Regions from separate parts of the Mus musculus genome. Here regions 1 and 2 are each linked to region 3. A link is a loop called in an ENCODE intact Hi-C map of the cell type or tissue named here. Cell type or tissue: left cerebral cortex. All regions are shown on one strand. Each heading gives the region's core, and the rest is flanking DNA. Links, peaks and the distances in the headings are about the cores only.

Evidence for each region. Peaks named below come from ENCODE experiments on the same cell type or tissue, not always from the same donor. Only the 100,000 strongest peaks of a DNase experiment are listed, where the experiment ranks them.
Region 1: a loop joins it to region 3, with 10 times the contacts of the local background. A loop is called at or near these places in 4 of 42 quality-filtered maps.
Region 2: it touches region 3 in a loop (9-fold over the local background); 3 of 42 quality-filtered maps call a loop at or near these places.

The regions. Positions count from the first base shown.
Region 1 is chr5:110,576,922-110,581,480 of GRCm38, reverse strand. It overlaps Galnt9 (polypeptide N-acetylgalactosaminyltransferase 9), which reads right to left. Exons shown (of 11, transcript NM_198306.3): 2 at 3,861-4,041. Among named protein-coding and RNA genes, the nearest start is that of Galnt9, 35 kb to the right of the region's middle. In left cerebral cortex, for the core only: no CTCF peak of the experiment used is centred there; DNase peaks (open chromatin) are centred at 1,337 and 1,978; H3K27ac peaks cover 685 bases.
Region 2 is chr5:110,592,361-110,596,919 of GRCm38, reverse strand. It overlaps Galnt9 (polypeptide N-acetylgalactosaminyltransferase 9), which reads right to left. Exons shown (of 11, transcript NM_198306.3): 5 at 657-854. Among named protein-coding and RNA genes, the nearest start is that of Galnt9, 50 kb to the right of the region's middle. In left cerebral cortex, for the core only: no CTCF peak of the experiment used is centred there; DNase peaks (open chromatin) are centred at 812, 1,323 and 2,220.
Region 3 is chr5:110,518,698-110,523,256 of GRCm38, reverse strand. All of the region lies in intron 1 of A630023P12Rik (RIKEN cDNA A630023P12 gene), which reads right to left. Among named protein-coding and RNA genes, the nearest start is that of A630023P12Rik, 6.1 kb to the right of the region's middle. In left cerebral cortex, for the core only: no CTCF peak of the experiment used is centred there; DNase peaks (open chromatin) are centred at 1,224 and 2,080; H3K27ac peaks cover 515 bases.

The sequences.
Region 1 (4,559 bases), core at 941-3,440, 58 kb before region 3:
CACAGCTCCACACCTACTAAAAACCAGGGCCAGGAGTGGGGACACATGCCTGTCATCTCAATACTCAGAAGGCTGAGGCAGGAGGACTGTGACTTTCAGCCCAGCCTGGACTACATGAGGAGATCCTCTAGAAGACCACCACCAATCAAAAATGAACGGACAAAACAACTGTGCCACAGAACACAGGTCAAGGGGTGTGTCTTCGGGGAACTCCAGCTGCCCTGAGATCTGCAGTGTCCAAAATACCCCTGATCCTCACAAGGACCAAGAGCACAAAGAGGCGGAGGTGGGGTGCGTCCAGTAGACGGTGCAGATCTATCTGCCAACCTGAATCCAAGGAGCTAGCTCAGCCTTCCGTTTGTCATGCACTCAGTCCGCACTTATCGGAGCTGACAGCCAAGCTGTTCCTGGCTCAGACCATGAATATGCATGGAGACCGCAAACATGAGGCAAGGGACATCACAACAGAGGCTTCTGGGGAGCGCTGTTCGTTCTGATGACACTGTTTAATTTGGATTTACCGGCCTCCTTTCGTCATCCCAGGGGCAGGCTTAGTAATCAACATCTCTGTGATGCGCTTTGTGCCATAATTAAAGCTGCTGCTTAATTAGAAAAACTGTCCACCCCCAGACAAAAGACATCCAACGATGGCACAGACAAGAAAGAGTGAGAAGTCATCTGAGTGGGTAGTGTCACCTGTGGGCGCTTGAACGCACTCACATGTGTGCATACACATGCGCACACGCCTCCAGCCCAGTTTCTGGTAATCATGCCCGATGGTCCTGGAGGCATGTTCTGGACATGCTGGGACCGTGAAGTCCTTGAGGAAATCATAGAGAGAAAGCTTTTGGGGAGCCTGGACTGAGCTTGCAATGATCAGTTTTCCCACTTAGCCACCCTCAGACACCTGTCACTAACACCAGGTGTGAAAATTTGCTGAGCAGGGCAATGCTCACAGACGCCAACGACACAGCCCATGCGTTCACCTTGCTCGTCCGATGTCCTACCTCAGGCTGCACACAGCAGCCTCTATGGCTGCACACAGCAGCCTCTGCTTACGACTCACTCATCCGATAGTCACATCTTGCCATGGTTTTGGGGTTAGGGTGGGGGAGAGCAGGAATTTGGAAGCCTCTTTAAAGATTTTAGATTGGGGACTGTCATGTGCTACGGTTACATGAGGGCTAAAGAGGACATGAAGGGGCTGAGCCCCCCAGGATGTGTGGGTGTCTCTTTAAGCATTATCTCAGAGCCTGCCCTCTTTGACCATCCGCCTGCATGCTCAGACATCCCACTTGCTCCTGTTTTATTTCTCAGCATCCCCAACATGCCCATGGCTCAGTCTCTCTGGGCTGGTTCCCATCATGCCTTTGCTCCGATTAGCCAGGCCTGGCACACATGCGTCACGTGGAGTAGACCTTCTGCCATACTTCATGGAACTAGACATGGGAAAAGGGGGCCCAAGAGCTGAGTGATGGAGTTCTGAATACACCTGTCCTTGGTTCACTCATTGGGAAGGGGAATGTCCATCAGGGAGAACCCCATTATGGGACTGCCAATCAGGGAGAGTCCATGGTAGGAACATCAGGCTGGGAGAGCTCACTGCTCCTTGGCAAGACGAGCGAGTGACATTCTGATACAGGTGGACTGTCCAAGTCAGGATCTTACCCACACACTCCATAGCCCTTTCTCACCTTCCCAACCCAGATCAGTGGGCTTCAAGAAAGGATATAACAGGGCCCCACCAGGCTCTGTCAAAGCAGATCATAAACCTTTGCGTAACCTCAGATTTGAAAGCAGCAGCTAGCTTCCTGGGTCTGCCTCAGGATGTAAATAATTCAACTTCTGAATTTCAGAAGTTACCCAAAAATAAAAAGAATCAGGCATGAAAAAAATACAGGTTATTCTGGGACTTAAAAAATAGCACAGCTACCAGAATAATCCTGGAGGTGCAGTCTCCGTTCCATTGCTGGGAGGATCACCCCAGCCCAGGCACCATCCTGGGAGCGGTTCAAGCACAGCCCCAGAGAACTGTTCCAGATTTGGGGCATCACAGCCAGCTGGGACTCTGGGCTTTGGCCATCTTACCACCGTGGCTCATGCACTGAGCAAACTGGGGGTAAGGAATAAAAATTCTCAAATGCAGTCTGAAGACTGAGGTTCAGGAACTCGGTAGATGGTGGGGTGGTCCCTCCTTTCTTCTCCATCACTGCGCCCACTGCTCTGGTGAGGCAACTCCCAGAGCTTCTCGTTTCACCTTCTTCTTGGCCCCACCCTCCTCGGCAAGCTCCTTGCTTGAGTTCTAGTCCTTAGGTCCATCAGGCAGTAGAGATGCTGAAAACAGACCTCTCACTCATTGACCTTCACGAGGCTCCAAGAAGCATCCGGCAGGTGATGAGCCCTGAACTTAGTTATTAGGCGCTGCTGAGAGTTTCCCTATCTACGTCTCCTCTCCTGGTAGTCTGTGATGGAGCTCAAGACCAGCCAGCTTGCTGCTGACAACTCAAAGTCTTGAAGTCATGGATGCCCTGGGCCTAGCTGGTCCTCCTATCACGATAATTTGTTCAATTTCAGCTCTGGTCAGCTCCGTTATGTGCTTTTGGACTGGGATAATAATTAGGGACAAGAAGCCAGTCCTGAGACACAAGCGAAGTCATAGCAGTGAGCATCTTTGTGGTAAGGAACAAGATGGCCCCACCCTCTGAAGGACTGCTGAAACCTTTCAGACACTGGAGGCTCACTGAGCAATATCATTACTCACACACCAGCGATAGCTGCAAAAGCCAGCGAGAAGAACACAATTAGCAGGAACCAAGGCCTCTAGCACAGGTGTTAAAGTCCATCCACATGCCTATGTGCATTGTATATGCACACAGCTATAGCTGGGCTCATAGAGATAGTCCAGCCACCTCTAGCCTGCCAGCCTCTGAGACCAAAGAGAAAGGGGACTGATCCTGTGTGTGGGGTGGGGCTCAAAAAGATGAACATAGCAGAAGACAGCAGAGGGGCAAGAGAGACAGGGAGGGAGAGAGACAGACAGGGAGAGACAGACAGAGATAGGGAGGGAGAGAGACAGAGAGAGATATAGACAGAGAGAGACAGAGATAGGGAGAGAGACAGAGAGATAGAGACAGGGAGGGAGACAGAGAGAGATGAGAAAGGGAGAGAGACAGAGACAGGGAGAGAGACAGAGAGAGAGACAGAAAGAAACAGAGAGACAGATAGACAGAGACAGACAGACAGAGACAGGGGAGGGACAGAGACAGAGAGAAAAACAGAGACAAACAGAAAAACAGAGGTAGAAACAGAAAGAGAGAGATGAGTAGACAGAGACAGAAATAGGGAGAGACAGAGACAGGGAGGGAGGGACAAAGAGAGAGACAGAGACAGGGGGAGAGAGACAGGGGAGAGATGGAGACAGGCAGAGAGAGGCAGAGACAGGGAGGGAGAGAAACAGGGAGAGAGACAGAGAGACAGAGACAGTGAGAGAGACAGAGAAAGAGAGAAACAGACAGAGAGACAGACAGACAGAAACAGAGACAGGGGAGGGAGAGAGATAGGGAGAGACAGAGACAGGGATAGAGATACAGAGAGAGACAGAAAGAAACAGAGACAGAGAGAGAGACAGACAGAGACAGAAAGAAACAGAGAGAGATAGAGACAGAGAGGGAGAGACAGACACAGAGAGACAGACAAAAGTTAGGAAGATTGAGGGAGACAGAAGAAACACAGAGAGATACAGAGACAGAGGGAGAAAGGGAGACAGAGCCACAAAGAGGCCGAGGGATGCTCTGCAGCCCCACACCCTGTACAGCAGAACCCCACCTCCAGTCCGCAGCTGCTAAGGCCAGGCTGCTCACCTCTTGGGCCTGTAGTCAGGGATGGTCCTATCCAGGGAGATGCGGTCACTGAGCTGCGCATTGTACCCAAAGTCCTCGAACTTGCCCTCGGTCTCTTGGCTGTCATCTTGCAGAGTGGCAGCCACTCCTCCCTGGCCCAGGCCACCTGGCCCCTCCACCAGCCCAATGGGCTTTGCAAGGCCTGGAGAAGACAAGAAAAGACAGGTCAGGAGATTCTTGGAGTTGCTCCCAGCATACCCACCCCCTGTGCAGTGTGTCCTGGAATGAGACTGGCTGTGAGGTCAGAAGACACAAGCTGCCAAGGTTGTAGGAGGCTGAAGAAGGAGAGCATGAGCCAGGGCATGGGTCTACTCTATACGACATCTTGATGTCAAGGGTAAGTGCCTAGCCCAACGGTCATTAGAGAGGCAGTGTCCAGCGCCCGAGAGGAGCAGATGCAGAGGCTGCTCCCCCCCCACCACCACCAAACACTAGGCAAAGTCAGGGAGAGAAGAGGGGGAGGAAGGATTCTAGGAGCCAGAGGGGTCGAGGACACCATGAGAACACAACCCACAGAATCAACTAAGCAGGACTTACAGGGGCTCACAGGGACTGAAGGGACACTCATGGATCCTGTATGGGTCTAAGCCAGGTCCTCTGCATATACATTATGGCTGCATAGCTTGGTGTTCTTTTGGGATCCCTAACAGCAAGAGTAGG
Region 2 (4,559 bases), core at 789-3,288, 74 kb before region 3:
GTAATGTGAGGTCAGGGTATTCATTACCTTCACGGAACACAGTCCAGTCATGGGCTGTCCTCTCTGCCCACACTCAGGGCTTCTCCATGGCTGCCTCCTCTGCTCTCCGCTGCTATCTGCTTTTCTGTGTCTCTATCTCTCCTCCTCTCTGTCTCTCTCAGTCTCTTTCCTCTATGCCTCTCTTTCCTCACTGTCTCTCTATCTCTGTCTGTCTCTATCTGTTTCTGACTTTCTCTGTCCCTGGCTGTGTTTTCATGTCTCTGACCTTTACCCTTTCTTTGTCTCTCAGTCTGTGTCTCCCTCTGTTGCTGTCTCTCAGTCTGTCTTGTTTTTCCGTTTCTGTCTCACTCTCTGTCACTCACTCAACCTGTCTGTCTCTGACCTTGCCTCTCCATTGCTATCTCCTCTAGTCTCTCTCTTCCTCTCTCTACCTCTCCTTTCTCCAAGATCACACAGCCAGACAACAATCTAATCTGACCTGGTCATCATTCTGGACTTGGATCTGAGCCAGCCCTGTCCATGTCCCCTGACCATGGCTATTCTGTAATCTTGGCACTCCCTGCCCCTGTGAGTAGGGACACTTGGAAACGATTCTCCCTTTGGTGTTGAGCCAGCTTTGGTGGAACTTCCCAACTCCCACACTGACCCTGGCTCACCTGATGGGCGCTGACTCGTCACCTCGGTCCAGCCAGTCCTGCGGAGGGATGATATACATGCACCACAGGCCCCAGTTGTAGCCGTGGGCGGCGCTGGCGTACTGCTGTACCTCAAACGTGCTGTACTTGATGTTGTCGATGGCTGGCAGGATGATGCGCCGGCGGTCCTCCTGGATCCGTGCGAGGGCGGGCTCAGCCCTGGGAAAGGTACTGGCAATGAACAAGAGCCTCCCAAACCCCCCTCGGCAGCCCAAGGAAGGAGCCCCACTGGCCATGAGTTCAGACCCTTCAGCTGGGCCTGGTATCTAGCTGAGCGTAGGACCCAGTCAGTCATGGTAGACTTGGATTACTAGGAAGGGCTAACCCACAATACTGCCCTGACCCAAGCCTGGTCACCTCCATGGGTCAGCTAGGGCCCTGGGACTACACAGAGAGACTTCTTAGCCTAAACCTACTCTTCCTTCTATTCCTGTACCTGTGGTAAATATGTCCATTTTCAAATGTTAACTGAAGATCTGTTGTGGGCCACACTTACTGTAACAGATTGCATTCATAAAATTAAAAGGAAAAAAATTATCCACGCCTCATGGTGCTTACATATACTGCGTGCGATGCACAGCCTACACAACAGACCGTGGTTAGGGGGATGAGGGTGACGAGGCTTGGGTAGAGGATGTGTGGGAGGGGAAAGGCGCTATGGAAAACAGGAAGCGGTGAGCGGGGTGAGCGCTGAGTTCTAGATGATACCCAGGGAGGAGTACTCTGAGTACTGAGTGGGAGGATGCTAGGGAGCGTGGATGCACAGACAGAGCAACTTCACCAGCCATCTGCACATGTCCAGTATGCATGGGGATGGGCCATAGGAGAGAAGGGCAAGAGAGGCTCTAAAGGCCAAGGCAGCAGGTATTCAATCCATGACATCAGCTGGGCTGGTGCCTATGCAGTGTCTTGGAGGGGACAGGGACAGCCCCAGCCTTTAAAGACATATTATCTACCACAAGGACAAGGTCAAAGACATGTAATCTACCCACAAGGTAGAGAGCTGTATCCAAACTGGGTTCACCTAAGATCTGAGATTGAGGTGACTAGTGGATTGAGGGTCTGTGTGCTACAGCAATGGAAGGATAAGGAGTCAGGGCCGTATGGGGAGGGCCCATCACCTTATTCTGTCAGGGGCAGGCTTGTCCCTCTAGGTGAGCCTCTATTGACCTACCTCATCATCAATGAATGAACAAAGCCCACCAGAGACACTGCAAATGCTGTTTCTGCCATTTCTGTAGGATCTGCAATAAAGGCCATGCTAGGAGCATACTATTCCCAGGTAGTGGGGATTCCAATAATGAAATTATGAAAATGAGAGTCATGTAGGTAAAATGCATGTAGTCATGCATTCTGGCTGATAAATTCAGCTCTCCTAAGTGCCTACTATACTCAGGGAGATGATGGTAGATAGTGTCGGCTGTTGTAACGGTGCACAACCCACACCACAGTACGAGGAGACTCTAGCGGAAGGGTAGCTGGTGACGTGTGATTCGAGGATGTGACAGAAAGATGAAAGAGAGAAGAGCCGCATCACAGAGTGGCAGAGGAGGGAGGCATGGGAGTATGGAGAACAGAAGGAGGCAGGACTGTCAAACACCCGTTGAGCACAACCATCTGAGTCATAGCCAGGGTATTTGAGATAGCTGAGGTATCATGGTAGCTCTACAAGACAAGCTGCCTCCAAGGCAGCCTGTCTGACAAGCCAAAATGGGTGAATCAGGAAATGCTGTTCTACTATCAGGAGCTAAATATATCCAGAAACCCCCAGTTCCCTGGGGACCCTCAGGGGCTCTGGGACCACACACGGGTGGGTAGTTCCACACACTTGTGCACTGAGCCCCTCTGTAGCTCTCAGGCCCCCAACCCCAAGGTTGGCACCATGATGAATTTCTCTACTTAAAAAACGAGTTGGTGGGCCAGTGAGATGGCTCAAAAGGGAGAGGTGCTTGCTGACAAGCCTGAATTCAATCCCTGGGACCCACATAGTAGAGAGAGAGAATTGATCCCTCTAACTTGTGCTCTGATCGCCACACGTACACTGTGGTGTGCTCCTGTGTGTGTGCTCACAATAAACAAAAAGCAACTTAAATTTCTTTTTTAAATGTTGGAGAAGGGCTGGAGAGATATCTCAGTGGTTAAGAGCATTGTCTGTTCTTCCAAAGGACTTAAGGTCAGCACCCAGTAACCACATGGTGGCTCACAACCATCTATAATGGGATCTGATGCCTTCTTCTGGCATGCAGGTGTACATGCAGATAGAACACTCATATACATAAAATAAATATATACATTTTAAAAAGGTGGGAGAAGTAATACAAAACTCTGCGTTTTTGTTTCTCCTGGAAATAGACAACTGGATGTTCCCAGTAACTTGGTCCTGTGTGGTTCCTTCACTGTTGTCTTAGTTAGGGTTTTACTGCTGTAAACCATGACCAAGATATCCCTTATAAGGATGACATTTAATTGGGGCTGGCTTACAGGTTCAGAGGTTCAGTCCATTATCATCAAGGCAGGAGCATGGTGCAAGAGGAGCTGAGAGTTCTACATCTTCATCTGAAGACTGCTAGCAGAAGACTTGCTTCCAGGCAGCTAGAAGGAGGGACTTGAAGCCCATGCCCACAGTGACACACCTACTTCAACAGGGCCACACCCACTAATAGTGCCAATCCCTGGGCCAAGCATATACAAACCATCATAATCCACTTCTTGGCCCCCATAGGCTTGTGAAGCCATACCTATCCATAACAAAATAAAAAATACATTTAGTCCAACTTCCAAAGCCACCATAGTCTATACCAGTCTCAAAAATGTTAAAAGTCCAAAATTCAGAGATCATTTAACTGTAATTCCCAAAGCAAGACAGGAAACTAGCTGGGCAAACCCCGAACTCTGCATCTCCATGTCTGATGTCAAAGCAGTCTTCAGATCTCCAACTTTTTCATCTTTGTTGACTGCAACAAACTTTCTCCTGTGCTGGTTCCACTCCCTGTTAGTAGTTTTCCTCAGCAGATAGCCTAAGGCATTGGCATCTTGAACATCTTGGGGTCTCCAAGGCAACTTCAATGTTACAGCTTCTTGTTTCAATTTCTGGGATACACACGTGATATTCTGGGCTTCTCCAAAGGGCTGGCGTCACTTCTCCATCTCTGCCCTCTGCACTCAAAGCTCAGGTTGATCCACTCCACTGCTGCTGCTGTTCTTGGTGATCATCCCGTGTTACTGGCATCTCCAATACAATGGGGTCTTCCACTACAACTAGACTTCACCAACAGCCTCTCATAGGCTCTCTTTATATTGCTGAGCTGCAAATCCTTTGCATGACCCGTTCAGTCCAGGGCTGTCAACTGCAACTGAGGCTGCACCTTCACCAATAGCTTCCCATGGCCTCTCACAGTGCCAAGTCTCAACTGTTCTTCATGATGCCTTCATGCCTTCAAAACCAGTACGACCTGGGTGTCTCTTATACATTACCAAGTCCAGCTGCAGCATGAGGTACATACAAGCTTAGCTATCTCTGGAACACAGCTTCTTTGCACTCTCAGAAAACACTTCCCAGATGATTTCACCTCAGTGATGCTGTTCTCTTCTTAACCAGGGATAATTTCTTAGCTCCAGCTAACCAGCATCAATTGTCCCAGTAGTCTCTTCAATTTCTCACTCTAAGACCAGAGCCAAATGGATGAAACTGCTGAGTTCTGCTGCTTGCTAGGGCTGGAACATGGCTCCATTGTTCTATTACATTATTGCTTTCTGTTTTCCAGCTTCTTCACTGCCTAAGCTCGGCAATCCTGGAACTTGCTTGGTAGATTGACCTTGAACCCAGAGATCTGCATGGCTCTGTCTCCTGAATGCTAGGTATGT
Region 3 (4,559 bases), core at 940-3,439:
AGACCCTGTTCCTGAGCTATATAGTTGGGATCCACCCAGACTCTGCAGGGACTCTACTGAGCTTTCCCTCAGCTCCAGGAAAGTCCCTAAAGACCAAACTGCTTCCCTTAAAAGCATTCCACCATGGCTCATTTGTAAGGACAGCTTCCCTTTGGCTCTGCCTTAAAAGCAGGAGCCAGAACTTTCCAGAACAAAGCACATTGAGCCCCTGGATTCAGACACAGTATGGAAAAGCATGTGTCTCCAAAGAGGGGCCTTCCTCACTGGCACCCCCACAATGAGAGGAGTGGTGAATGGCCTGAGCTTCTATGTATAGGAGATACTATTGCACAGCTTGGTGGGGGGCGGGTCTCAGAAGTGCCCTTGGGAGCACCTCTTTGCATCCTGCCACAAGGTGCCTAGGCTGTCACTGATGCTAGCATCCCATACTGACTTCCGCAGCAGCAGCCATGATGAGCTTCTCTGGGGATATCCTAGGAGCCCCGAGACAGAGCCACATGGAGGTGGGTGTCCATTTATGGTGAAAGCTAGGCTGAGAAACAAACTCAGTGAACTCAGCAACCCCACAGCTGACTGTGTGCTCCTGCCTGCCACCCACAGCCTCTTCCAGTGTTCACTTACAGCAGGGACAATCAGAGAAGCTGCTACTTACAGGCAGGTCTTTCTTCAGAACTTCGATAGCTACCCTGCCCCCTATCTACCCAGAGCTTCTACTCTTGACTATGTTCCTGAAGGCAACATATTCATGCTCAGGAAAAAAACCTTTCATGTTCAGGCAGAACAAGAACCAATCCCTCAGCCAGCCACGGGAATCTGCTAGACCCTTGGATCCCTCCTATCTCACGTACACCGATGGCCTCGTGAGCCACTATCAGTCAGTAGTGATTGTTGTCCCACGGACAGTCACTATCCCATCAATTTTACATTATAAATGTGAAATGTGGCTTCCAAAAATGTGGCTAGCTACTGTGGTCTGGAAGTCACTGCCATGTCCCCCCAGAAGTTCATGCGCTGGAGCAAGTCCCTCTGTGGTGAAGACACAGAAGGGCAGAAAGTTGACTTCCCACCCTACCCTCACCTTCTATTCCTGAACCCTGGAGACATCTGAATAGGTGGAAGCAGACGAAGAGAGCAAGGAGCTCCCAGCCCTGTGTGTTCCAGTCTCTGTGCGCTGGTTCTACTTCAGCCCACCATCTGGCACTCTGCTTGGATCTACAGTGTTTACTTTCTGGAACTCTGCAGTCATGGGGTCTGAGACGGGAAGCGACTGTGTGTGGAAAACTGCGCTTCCTTTTCATATGTTCTGGTGCCGCAGAACAGCTTGCTTTCTGTACTTTAAAAACAAACCAGAAAGAAAAAATGAAAAGGGGCTAGCCAAGCCTTTTCTTTTCCCCACCGAGGCAGGAAGCCTAGAGACTCCAGTCTCTCTCTCTCTCTCTCTCTCTTTCTCTCTCTCTCTCTCTCCCTCTCTCTCTCCCTCTCTCCCTCTCTCTCTCCCTCTCTCTCTCCCTCTCCCTCTCCCTCTCCCTCTCCCTCTCTCCCCTCTCCCTCTCCCTCTCCCTCTCCCTCTCCCTCTCCCTCTCTCTCTCTCTCTCCCTCTTTCTCTCTCTGAAAGGTGGGTCACCTGGTGCCTGGTGTAATGGAAGGTGTCATCAGATGCCTTGTCTCATTAAGGGTGCCCTCGGAACCTCTTGGCTCTTCTGGGATCTGCAGGTAAGCTGGGTGGGTGTTGAGACGTGACACCTGTGTTGTATAGTAGTGAGCTCTAGGAAGGCCAAGAGTGTTCCAGTGGGAGGCCTGAGCACTAGTTGGTCCTCTGTCCCCAAGATTTGCACTGTTAGTGGGGTGCAATGGAAACCCTCTACTATATAACAAAGACCCTAGCTTTGGAACTGAGAACGGGGAACCCGGTAAACTCTGCTCTACAACAGCTGTCTTGCTACTCTCTCCCTCAACCAACTCTGTCCTCACCTCCTTCTTCCTTGATGTGTTCCTGGAAGCTCCCAGATCCATGAGGAGGAAAGCTCCCAGACTCCATGAGGCAGGAACTCTGAGTCATGTTTCTATTTTCTGTACCCCCAGAAAGTAGAAACCCCAGAGAGTGGTAGAACCCATATGGAGCCTTGTCAGCCTCTCTTGCAGTGGGCATAAGTTCCCTGGAAGAGAACATGAAACACGTGGTACCCATGAGTGAAGCAGACATGGAGGAGGGATGGTGAGCCAACTGATGCCCCAACTAAATAGCTACGGGGGCTACCAAGGCCAGTTGCTATGGGTGTGGCTATATTGTCTTGCAGTTCTCTGGTCCCAAGTGCAGAGACCCCCAGGGCTCTGGTTGACCTTTTGTGGGTCAGGGCCATCAAAGATCACTTCCAGTGTCAGGAAATGGGGGCTGCATGAGAACCTGGCACCTCCAAGCAGCAAGTGCCAGAGGAACAGGCCTGTCTCACAGATGGTGAAAACTATTTTGATTAAAGAAGTCGTGCCGGGCGTGGTGGCGCACACCTTTGATCCCAGCACTTGGGAGGCAGAGGCAGGCGGATTTCTGAGTTCGAGGCCAGCCTGGTCTACAAAGTGAGCTCCAGGACAGCCAGGGCTATACAGAGAAACCCTGTCTCAAAAAAAAAAAAAAAAAAAAAAGAATAAAGAAGTCACACTAAGGCCCAGGCCTGCACAGAGCCCTAACTATTGATGCCACACAGTTAGATCTACATATGTCTCCTTTCTGCACACAGTGGGACCGCTGTCCTAGCTTCTCACTCTCAGCACCACAGGACTTTCCCCTAGCTTCAGAGTGTACCGAAGGGGCAGAAGGCCCTCAGGTGTGCAGCTACTGGGAGTGGCCCACTTCCAGGTCCCTCATTAGCTCTGAATCTCTCTAATTGGCAGATCTTACTAGTGTGTCCCCTAGGAGTTGTCTCTGTCAGTGCTGAACAGCAGATCTTCTGTGGCTCCAGAATTCCCTAAATTATCCATGAGACCAGATATCATGGATGGGAGCAGGCCCAGTCCTAGATCTCATGGAGGGATATGGGCCTAGCTATTATGGATGGAAACAGGCCCAGTGTACTGACCCAGATATCATGGATGGGAGCAGGCCCAGTGTACTCGCCTATTATGGATGGGAGCAGGCCCAGTGTACTGACCCAGATATCATGAATGTGATCAGGCCCAATGTACTGACCCAGATATCATGGATGGGAACAAGTCCAGTGTACTCAACTAACTATTATGGATGGGAGAAGGCCCAGTGTACTGACCCAGATATTATGGGTGGGAGCAGGACCAGTGTACTCACCCAGATATCATGGTGGGAGCAGGCCCAGTATACTCACCCAGATACCATGGACGGAAGCGGGCCCAGTGTACTCATCCAGTCCGACCACCCTTGCTCAGAGAAGCTGATCTGTCCTGTGAGACACCTGTCTGCATCTAGAAGCCCAGACTGCTTTTAGAATAGACTGGTGTTTCCAAAAGCCATGCAGTCTGACCATGCTGCCTCCTTCGTTTTCTCACTCACTCACTCACTCACTCCCCTCTTCCCTTCTCATTGCCCATTCCTGTCCTCTAGCCTCCTCTCTTGTCATGGGGCCTTTGTAGATGGTGCTACCACACTCAGTATTCTGCACCTACACACACACACACAAACCGTGAAGTTCCCTTTCATCAAGCTAACTACTGCTCATCCTTTACATGTCAGCCCTTCTCACTCCCAGAATGTGTCAGGACTCTTGTTCTTCTAGGTAGTCGCAAAGTAGCTCTTACCAGCAGTCATAGCAACATGGATGTGCTTGTTCAATGGCTATCTTCCTAGTGGTCAAAAGCCCTGGAAAAGAGACACCTTGTCCCCTGGAGCCTGACCAATACAGATGCGAATGCTCGCAGCCAACCATGGGACTGAGCAGGGGAACCCCAATAGAAGAGCTAAGGGAAGGACTGAAGGAGCTGAAGGGGTTTGCAACTCCATAGGAAGAACAACAATACCAACCAACCAGACTCCTCAGAGCTCCCAGGGACTAAAACCACCAACCAAAGAGTACACATGGAGGAACCCATGGCTCCAGCTGCCTATGTAGCAGAGGATGGCCTTATCTGTTATCAGTGGGAGAAGAGGCCCTTGGTCCTGTGGAGGCTTGATGCCCCAGAGTAGGGGAGCGCTAGGGCGGTGAGGTGGGAGTGGGTGAGTGGGGGTAGGAGCACCCTCATAAAGGCAGGGAGGAGGGGATGGGGGGATTGCAGAGGGGAAACCAGGAAGGGGGATAACACTTGAAATGTAAATAAATAAAATAAACAAGAGAGAGACAAAGACAAAGAGACACAGAGAGACAGAGAGACAGAAAGAGAGAGAGAGAGAGCACACTGAGAGGGAGGGCAGAACCTGCCCATCCACCTCAGCCACTGCCACCTAGAAGTGTCCCCTTCTGAAGCTCCGCGCTCTGTCCTCATCACAGCTGTTTCTGACTCTCCTTGTGGCCTGACCCAGAAGGAAGGATGTCAGACACCAGTCTTTCACTAGGACAAAGTATCTTAATTGTTCCCATTATCTTCGAGCTTTTACT